Regions from separate parts of the Homo sapiens genome. Here all the other regions are linked to region 2. The links are chromatin contacts, found by Hi-C or POLR2A ChIA-PET in ENCODE. All regions are on one chromosome and are shown on one strand. Each heading gives the region's core, a stretch centred on a gene start or an enhancer-like site at or near the end of the contact. The rest is flanking DNA. Distances are from core to core; before and after follow the strand shown.

What was found. Hi-C counts contacts between places; a loop is a spot of excess contacts on that map. ChIA-PET counts read pairs that join two places held with the same protein, here RNA polymerase II (POLR2A). Pooled maps may share reads with other maps.
Region 1: a loop to region 2 is called in a map of CD4-positive, alpha-beta T cell, with 2.4 times the contacts of the local background. The contact joins the promoter of PDHB here to the promoter of FLNB in region 2. A Hi-C loop is called at or near these places in 3 of 168 maps with a recorded cell type or tissue (CD4-positive, alpha-beta T cell and CD4-positive, alpha-beta memory T cell), 2 of 37 single-sample maps with no recorded cell type and 10 of 50 pooled maps. POLR2A ChIA-PET finds 5 or more read pairs at or near these places in 2 of 52 experiments (T-cell and activated T-cell).
Region 3: a map of CD8-positive, alpha-beta T cell shows a loop between it and region 2 (3-fold over the local background). The contact joins the enhancer-like site here to the promoter of FLNB in region 2. A Hi-C loop is called at or near these places in 2 of 168 maps with a recorded cell type or tissue (CD4-positive, alpha-beta T cell and CD8-positive, alpha-beta T cell), 1 of 37 single-sample maps with no recorded cell type and 9 of 50 pooled maps.

The regions. Positions count from the first base shown.
Region 1 is chr3:58,432,201-58,435,195 of GRCh38, reverse strand. PDHB (pyruvate dehydrogenase E1 subunit beta) reads left to right here and starts at 1,364. Exons shown (of 10, transcript NM_000925.4): 1 at 1,364-1,428; 2 at 1,512-1,565. The coding sequence starts at 1,387. LOC107986092 (a long non-coding RNA gene) reads right to left here and starts at 1,601. Exons shown (of 4, transcript XR_007095933.1): 1 at 954-1,601. RefSeq lists enhancers at 1-346, 1,389-1,608 and a silencer at 1,089-1,328.
Region 2 is chr3:58,007,062-58,010,069 of GRCh38, reverse strand. It overlaps FLNB (filamin B), which reads right to left and starts at 1,648. Exons shown (of 46, transcript NM_001457.4): 1 at 1,214-1,648. The coding sequence starts at 1,505.
Region 3 is chr3:58,412,604-58,415,993 of GRCh38, reverse strand. PXK (PX domain containing serine/threonine kinase like) reads right to left here. Exons shown (of 18, transcript NM_017771.5): 17 at 3,031-3,093. Among named protein-coding and RNA genes, the nearest start is that of PDHB, 20 kb to the left of the region's middle. Within about 2 kb of position 1,252, at least 3 of the 41 ENCODE cell types and tissues checked have a DNase peak (open chromatin) inside an H3K27ac peak, as active enhancers do.

The DNA.
Region 1 (2,995 bases), core at 115-2,614, 430 kb before region 2:
TTTGGCAGCCTGCAGCTGTGATCCATAGAAGGGAATGTTTGGAATGTCTTGGGGATGGGTGGAGACTGGGTGCTCAATTGTCCCATCTGACCCCCAAGGGCCAAATTAAGACTAATGAGCTTCCAGAGGTTGTCCCTATGGCCAAGTGTTTGGCACCTCCCCATAAGGGAGGAGACCACCCCTCATATTGTCTTATGCCCAATTTCTGCCTCCAAAGAAAGAAAAAGTAAAAACTAAAAGGCAGAAATGAAATCCACAAACAGACAGCCTGGTGCCACACCCTGGGCCTGGTAAAGATCGACCCCGACCTAATCGGTTATGTTAACTATAGATTACAGACATTGTATAGAAAAGCACTGTGAAAATCCCTATCCTGTTCCAGTCTAATTACCGGTGCTTGCAGCCCCTAGTCACATACCCCCTGCTTGCTCAATCAATCATGACCCTCTCACGCACACCTCCTTAGAGCTGTGAGCCCTTAAAAGGGACAGGAATTGCCCATTCAGGGAGCTCGGCTCTTGAGACAAGAGTCTTGCCCATGCCCCTGGCCGAATAAACCCCTTCCTTCTTTAACTCGGTGTCTGAGGAGTTTCGTCTGCGGCTTGTCCTGCTACATCCATAGGGCCGCCCTTCTCTAAAGTTGTTGTAACCTTCCCCCAAGCAGGAATCCACTTCTGCTTTAGGAAGCAGTGGGAAAAAGACCATGCTTTAGAGTCAAGACAGTCCTAAATTAAAATATCGGCTCATTTAATCAATTTCTGCTTCAGTTTAACCGTCTTCAAAATGGAGATAATAATAACACTAATTACCCAAGTGGGGTACTGTGAGAATGAGCTATACAGCACATATCTCAATGCTTGGCTCACAGTAGGTGCTTAATGCAATCAATGAAAGCTATGATGTGCATTATAAGGAATCAACAGACAGCACTGTCCAGGGAAGACTAGACTCACTCATGAAGTGTTAAGTTCCCCATCAGTAGAGCGTGTGCAAGCACTTCTTGGTGCCCAAAGGATTCCAGCACCCACAACAGGTTGGCCTAACTCTTAAGGTCTCTCCAGCTTCCAGAGATCATGCTCCTCAGGGTCTGACTTCTAGTCCCCACGCTTCAAGTAACACCGACCAGGCACGTGTGCCCAGCGTGCACCCCGCCTGTCGGTCACCGCCTACTGTCAATAAAGTTGATTTGAGGCGGCTCCAGGCAGAGGGGCACGGCCACCCACACGCCACCTCAGCCCGGCCCCGCGGCCCCTCACCCGGTGGGCGGGTGGGCGGGTCACGCAGCCGGCGCGCCTTGCCATTGGCCCGCGCCGGTGGAGGCGGGGCCTGCTCACGTCTGCCGGCCCCTCTGTTGTCGTTTGGCAGCGGATAGAGGACACGACCAAGATGGCGGCGGTGTCTGGCTTGGTGCGGAGACCCCTTCGGGAGGTAGGCAGCAGCGCGCGGCCTGTATTCCCACGCGACCCCTGCCCACCCTGCGTCCCGCCGTCATCTTCCTCTCTCCCTGCCAGGTCTCCGGGCTGCTGAAGAGGCGCTTTCACTGGACCGCGCCGGCTGCGCTGCAGGTAACAGGCGCGGGTGCTCGTCGGACGAGGGCGGGGAGGGTCCCCCCTTCTCTCGGGAAGGAGGCCGGAGTCGCGCCTGCGCTGTGGCCTTCCGGCGCCGTGGGCCTTGGGTTTGCGGAGCCAGCATCCTCCGTGGAGCTCCTGCTGCCTCTGTCGCCGCCTGGCAATTAGCACACCGGCGAGTCACCACCTCACAGCTGGCTGGGCAATGGGGGAAAACTAAGACTAGGCGTTTCCTCCCTCACTCCATGTTTTTTTCTTTAAATTGCAGCAAAATAGACCTAACTTAAAATGTACTTTTTAGAAGTGTATAATTCAGTGGCATTAAGTACATTCACCATGTTGTACAACCATTAACCACCATCCATTTCCAGAACTTTTTAATCATCCCAAGCAGAAACTGTCCATTACTCGGTAACTCCTCATTTCCCTTCCCCAAACCCCTGGTAACCCCTGTTGTACTTTTCTGTCTTTATGAGGTTGCCTATTCTAGAACTTCTTATAAGTGGCATCATTTGTCCTTTTGTGTCTGGCTTATCTCAGCGTAATGTCCTCAAGGTTCATCCATGTTGTAGCATGCGTCAGAGTTTGATTCTTTCCTAAGGCTGAATAATATATATATGTATATTTTTTTGAGATAGTCTCCCTCTGTCACCCAGGTTGGAGTGCAGTGGCGCGATCTCAGCTCACTGCAACCTCCACCTCCTGGGCTCAAGGGATTCTCGCGCCTCACACTCCTGAGTAGCTGTGATTAGATGCCGGTGCCACCACACCGGGCTAATTTTTGTATTTTTAGTACAGACAGGGTCTCACCATATTGCCCAGGCTGGTCTTGAACTCCTGGCCTCAAGTGATCTGCCTGCCTTGGCCTCCCAAAGTGCTAGGATTACAGGCATGAGCCACCTCGCTCAGCCCGACATTTTCTTTTTTTTTTTTGAGACGGAGTTTTGCTCTTGCTGCCCAGGCTAGAGTGCAGTGGCACTATCTCAGCTCACTGCAATCTCTGCCTCCTGGGTTCAAGCAATTCTGCCTCAGCCTCCCGAGTAGCTGGGATTACAGGCACCCGCCACCACACCCGGCCAATTTTTGTATTTTTAGTAGAGAATGGGTTTCACCATGTTGGCCAGGGTGGTCTCGAACTCCTGACCTCAAGTGATCCACCTGCCTTGGCCTCCCAGAGTGCTGGAATTACAGGTGTGAGCCACCGTGCCTGGCCTTGTTTTGTCTATTGTGAGTAATGCTGCTGTGAACATTGATGTGCAAGTATATGCTTGAATCCCTGCTTTCAATTATTTGGGGCATATACATAGAAGTGGAATTGATGGATTGTATGTTAATTCTCCTCTCCTTCCTTTTTTTAACTAGATTTTACCATTCATTATATTAAAAGAGCAACTCCTACATTCTGGATGCAAAGTATTTGGCAGTAC
Region 2 (3,008 bases), core at 399-2,898:
TCTGCATACATTCCGTGTACATGCAAACTCTTTGCATATGCACATGCTATACACACATGCTATGTGTGTACACACGTTCTCTGCACAAACGCCCACATGCACACACACATCACAGCCCCTACCATCACAGCCCACACTATCAGTAGCCTTGTGGCCCTCTGGGAAGCCTCCAACTATCTCAGACCACAAGGGAGACTTCATCCTTATTCTTCCTCCCCAGACCAGAAGGCCCAGTCCAGCAAGAGACACCAATTCCCTCCCTCCTTTCAGGAAGACCCTGGTGTAGGTTTGGGAGAGGAGAGGAAAACAAAGCCTCCTTCTAACTGTTGCCCACTTCCTTCAGTTCTCAGCTGGGCCCTACTTGCTGACCTTGGACAGGTCAATTAACCCTCCGGACCCCCTTATCTGTAAAATGGGTCTAGCCTCACCCCAGATGGCAGGATGCGTAGGGACGGAGATAACTTAGAAGGCTGACGGTACACAGTGGACGCTAGTTGGGCTCCCTACAAGACAGCAATTACTGTTACCACCACCATCTCTAAATTATAACTTCGGCAGCAAGGAGTGGGTTCAACCTGCGGCGCGCGGCCAGAGCTGAGCTGGGAGCAGAGAGAGCGAGGACACACACCCGCGCCTACCCTTGCAACCTCGGGGCCCACACCCATTCCAGCGACGGCAGGGGAAGGTACCAGGTCTCTGTCTCCACCTGGGCAGGGAGGCCCCAGGCGCAGAGAACGGTTCCTCCTCAGGTCTCACGGCCCGGCCTCCGAGCCAACGCCCATTCAGCTGCCTCTGAGAGCACCAACCTGGGCGCAGCAGGGAGAGCACTCCGCGGAGCATCTGACCCTAGGGCCCGCCCCCGGGGACAGCGAACGAGGGTTTCTAGTCCCCTAGCTCCCATAGGGGCGCCCCAGGTGTAGAGAAATGCAACAACTCCACCTCTCCTCCTGTGACCCCAGCCCAAACCCTCAACCCTTAGCCAGCCAAAGGTGCACTGCTGGGGCGGATGGCGGGGAGCGATCACAACAGGTCCCATCCCAGGGGAAGACACCGGGGAGGGGGTCTAGGCCCCCTATAACCCACCCCTGGGGACGACTCCCCCTTATCTCCGAGGTGGGGGCGCGCTGCGGGAAATCCTCGCCCTCCGCAGGGGTGCACGCGCGGGGGCGGGTCGGCACCACAGTGGGCGCCTGGGCCCGGCCAGAGAACTCACCGATGGACACGAGCTTGATGCTCTCACGGTCCAGGAACTCGAGCGCCACGGACACATTCTCGAGCTGCATCTGGCGAAAGGTGGGCCGCTGATGGTACTTGCGGTACATGCGCTTCTGGCTGAGCACCTCGAGCAGCGCGATGAGCCGCAGCCCGTCGCTCAGGTCGGTCTGCAGGTTGCCGATGCGTTTGTTCACGCACTTGAGGTGCTCGTTGCACCAGCGTGTGAACGTGTTCTGCTGGATCTTCTTCCAAGGCGCGTCCTCAGCTAGATCCTTCTCGGTTACCGGCATCCTGGTGGCGGGGAGAGCGCAATGCGCAACGAGCTGCCGGGGACTGGTGTTTGGAGGCCCAAGGGCCGAAGGAGCGAGAACCGAAGCGGAGCGGGAGCGGGGTTCGAACTTGCTGCTACCGGAGCCACGGCCGGTGCTGCTCTGCGGCCGCCCGCCCCTGGCCGCGCGAGGCGCCTGGCCCCGCGCCTGCGCGCTGAGCCGCCCCGCCCCCAAGCCCCGCCCCGTCCCGACCCTCCCGCGGGAGTTCCTGGGCCACGCTCGCCTCCTGCCGCCTGCCGCAGGCACTGCGCCCCACTGCGTCCTGGGACCCGCGCTCGAAGCCCACCACCCCAGCAGGATGTAGGGCTGCCTGAATCACCCGGTCAGCCCCGGGGTGGGGGGACCCGCGGGGGCTGGGAGCCGGACAGAATGGGTCGGGCCTCAGTGGGACTTGCGGGAGGGGCGCGCGGGGCGGAGGTCTTCATCCACATATAGATTGAATAAAATTCAGTAAGGGCTTTTATTGAGCTCCGCCTGTGTACCAGCCATTCTTCTCAGAGCCTGCTAACCAGTAGTAAATCAGACAAACGTATTGCACAACCTCAAGGAGTTCACACAGCCTAATGGAAGAGAAAAGTGTAATTCCACCATAACCAACAGCCCAGTAGTGGTGGTAAAAATGAACAATAAGGCTTGTTGCATGTCTTAGTTTCCAGTTACTGCTGTAACAAGTTACCAAAACTTAGTGTCTTTGAAAACACACACCCACAAATGTATTATCCTTCAGTTCTGTAGGTTCGATGGCCCACACAGGTCTTGCTGAGCTAAAAACAAAGTGTTGGCAGGATGCATTCCCTTCTGGAGGCTGTAGGGAAGAATCTGTTTCCTTGTGTTTTCTAACTTCCAGAAGCTGCCTGCGCGCCTGACTCCTGCCCCTTTTCTCTGTGAAAGCCTGCAATGGGCTGGGCACAATGGCTCACACCTGTAATCCCAGCACTTTGGGAGGCCAAGGTGGGTGGATCACCTGAGGTCAGGAGTTCGAGACCAGCCTGGCCAACATGGTAAAACCCCATCTCTACTTAAAATACAAAAATTAGCCAGGTGTGGTGGCGCGTACCTGTAATCCCAGCTACTGGGAAGGCTGAGATAGGAGAATCGCTTGAACCTGGGAGGCAGAGGTTACAGTGAGCTGAGATGGTGCCATTGCACTCCAGCCTGGGCGACAGAGCAAAACTCCGTCTCAAAAAAAAAAAAAAAAAAAAAAAAAACAGAAAAGCAAGCCTGCAATGTCAGGTGGAGTCTCTCAGACCTCAGACAGTCCTCTCTCCATAGGCACATCTTCCTTTTTTTTTTTTTTCCTGCGATGGAGTCTTACTCCGTTGCCCAGGCTAGAGTCCAGTGGTGCAATCTCGGCTCACTGCAACCTCCTCCTCCTGGGTTCAAGCAATTCTCTTGCCTCAACCTCCTGAGTGGCTGGGATTACAGGCACCCGCCACCACGCTCCGCTAATTTTTGTATTTTTAA
Region 3 (3,390 bases), core at 3-2,502, 410 kb before region 2:
ACCCCAAAATTCTTAGAGCTTCTGCAACTAAGATCAACTGCAAGTCAGATCTCTGAATCTACCTGTGAGCACCCCCTACCCCCAAGATGTCCCGCCCTTTTAAGCTTAAACCAATGTGCAACCTCGGTGTACTGATTTATAATTTTGCCTGTAGCTTCTGTTTTCCTGAAATTTACCCCACCGTTAAAAATCCTTGCCTGTAAGCCATCTGGAAGGTCAGATTTTTGAGCATTTTGCTGCCTGGTCCTCCTTGCACAGCACTCTGCAATAAATGCCTTCCTTTCTGTCACTGCAACAGCCTTGGTGTGGGTATCTGATTTTATTGCACTGGGTGAGCAGACCAAAATTGGGTTCTATAACAACATTTCTATATGGTTGTCAATCATGCCTATCCAATGACGTCTCCATAAAAGGCCCAAGAGGGCAGGGTTTGGAGAGCTTCCTGATAGCTGAACATGCGGAGGTTCCTGAAGGGTGATGTGCCCAGGGAAGGCATGGAAGCTCCTTCCCCCACACCTTGCCCTATGCATCTTTTCATCTGTATCCTTTGTAACATCCTTTATAATAAACCAGTAAACATGTTTCCCTGAATTCTGTGAGCTGCTCCAGCAAATTAACGGTGGGAACTCCTACTTGAAGCTGGCCGGTCAAAAGTTCTGGAGTCCCATCCTTGCAAATGGTGTCAGAAAGAGCAGGTAGTTTTGGGGACTGAGCCCCAACCTGTGGGGTCTGACGCTATCTCCAGGTAGATAGTGTCAGAATTGAATTGGAGGACACCCAGCTGGTGTCCATAGCAAAACTGATTGCTTACTTGGTGGTGGACAGAACCACTCCCCCACACCCTGACATTTGGTCACAGAAGTCTGTCTGTGTTGATTATTATTGTGTTGAGTGACAGAATAGGGAAAAATACTTTTGAGTGTGAGTTTTTCCTAAACAGTGTCTATCATTTTGGAGCTTCTGAGAGGCACTGGAAATGTGACTCCATGAGAGCTAGGGCCTTGTCTAGCCATTTCTGTAACCCAGGGCCAAGCACAGTCCTTAGCAAACCATAGGTTCTCAGTAAATGCACCTTGAATGTTTATTCTTAAATGAATAAACTCCCTTGGGTTGAAATGCTTAGGGCCTGAAATGCTAGGTTGCCAGGCAAATGCTAAATATTAGTTACCATTTTCATGAGATGCATTACAGGAAATGCCCAGCAGAGGTCAGATTGCAGGCTGAGTCAATTTCATCAACAAAACATTAAGGAGATAAAAGAAAGGAGGAGCCAATATTTGCTGGGAACCTCTCATCTCTGCCAGGCACTCTCACTCTGCCAGGCATTGTGCTGGGGCCTCACATGTGCTTTCCTTCTAAATCCTCAAGACTCCCCTTCAGGCTGGGTGCTATCAAATTCACAGGAATGCCCCTCCCACTCACCTCCAAGTTTTCCCAACATTGACTCTAATTATACAAGATTCCTCTTTTTTTCTCTCATTCTAAAAGTTACCTTATCTCACGCAAACTTACTACTGTATGAGACAGCACCCATTTAAACACAGATAAATTAGAGAATTCCCCCCAAAAGTCCAAATAAATTGTAAATTCCCAAAGGCATTTAGAGATAAGAACCGGCAGTCAAGTGAGCAGGGGCAGATCTAACCACACAGACAGGGGCTGTGAACCCTTAAACAGACGCCTCAAGTGCCTTGCTTGTTAAAGGAGGATTTCTGGATTCTCACTACTAATTTTCTCCAATTTTCTTAATATGCCCAAGTGGTGTTAAATTAATATCCTATCTTCTAGAAAATGGCTTAATATAGTCCGGGCAGTAGATCACCAGACATTTCTGATCAGCCTAAACAGTGTATCTCCATAAAAGACAAAAAAGGCCTATTTTCTGTCTTGATCAACATTTGGGGGCTTTCTTGGGAAATCTGCTGACAAAGATAAGGACAAGAATATCCTCCCATGGACCAGGTACTTTGCTACCCAAAACAGGCCCTAGAACATTCAGCAGTAAGGCACCAGTAGCCACCCTCAGCCAGAAGTAAGTCATTCACACTAGTCCCCTTGCTCTCATTTTCTTAGGAGGGTCAGTTAGAAGCATTTGAGTGGAGCTGAAGAATGCTCTTGGCAGCTCCTGGGTGCTGTGTTAGTTATTAATAATGAATATGGGATCAACTCATATACCAACTCCCTGCCAATGATTCTCCCTTCACACAGCTTGTAGGAACCCTTCCAGGCACAGCCAGCAAGCTCTGAGTGGCAGAAGCAGCTCCTCGCACATCTGGAACAACTGGTTCATTTAAGAAGCAAAAGGAGATACTGGTGTCCCAATTGTTTTTATTGGGCTTGCAAAAGACTTTAGGAGAGACATCTTGGTTCAAAAATAAAAGATAGTATTATGGGGCTACTCAACAAAATTGGGGATTATTTTTATAAGCAGTCTCCAAGATAAATTCTTTTTACATTTTTCAATCAAAACTAGTATCTAATTTACAAAAGTGAAGCAAAGGCTAATAACAGAAAAATATTCAGATAATTAAATACATTACAGAGCAAAACAGAGTCAAATCGTTGCCAGAAAATCAGAAACGCAGTGACTCTTTCACTCCTCCACCTAGGCATCTTACCAGTTGTGCTCTGTGACAAAACTGACCCTATGGACGGGCTCCCTGAGGAGAGAGGCCTGGCAGGACGGGACCCCTGGGCCACGGCGCATTTGTGTTGTTCAGCTAAGCATGTACCAAGACAGGCTCCAATCTGAGAAGCTCTGCATGAAGCTTTTCAGCAAAGACAGCAAGCTGGAGCCCGGGGGTGGCTAGTGGCCCTGAAACCGGTCCATTCCCTGTGAAAGCCGAGCTTGGAAATCTAGCCCCTCAGCTCTCCCAAATGACACTGCTAATTTGCACTCCCACTGATTTCTCTTGAGAAAGCTGCTGCTATCTAACCCCTGAAATTGTTGGGCCAAGGCAGGAAGAGGCACAGCCCGCTCCTCCTGTTGGCGGACAGGAAGGTGGCATGTCACTTTACTCCATCACTAACCTGATGTAGAGGGTGGAGTTGGCGATGACGGGGACGTGAGAGGTGAGCTGGCCCCAGATCCTGCTAAGATAAAACACAGAGAAACCCTCATGGGGACCAACGAAAGACATTTGGAATTTGGCCCAGGCTGGGACCCACTGCTGTCTGAGAATCTACATTTGGCTTAGTGTGTGAGCCTTGTGAAACAAGATGATGAGGGACAAAAAACTCAGAGACCGGACCCAGTGACAGGCTTTTACTCTGGTGCAGGGTCCACCTCCTTCCCCAAGCCACTAAAAGCTCCTTGCCTCCCACTGCTCCCCATGGCCTGCCTGGTTTGAAACTTTGCACCATCAACAGCTTAGGCAATTGGCTGCAGTA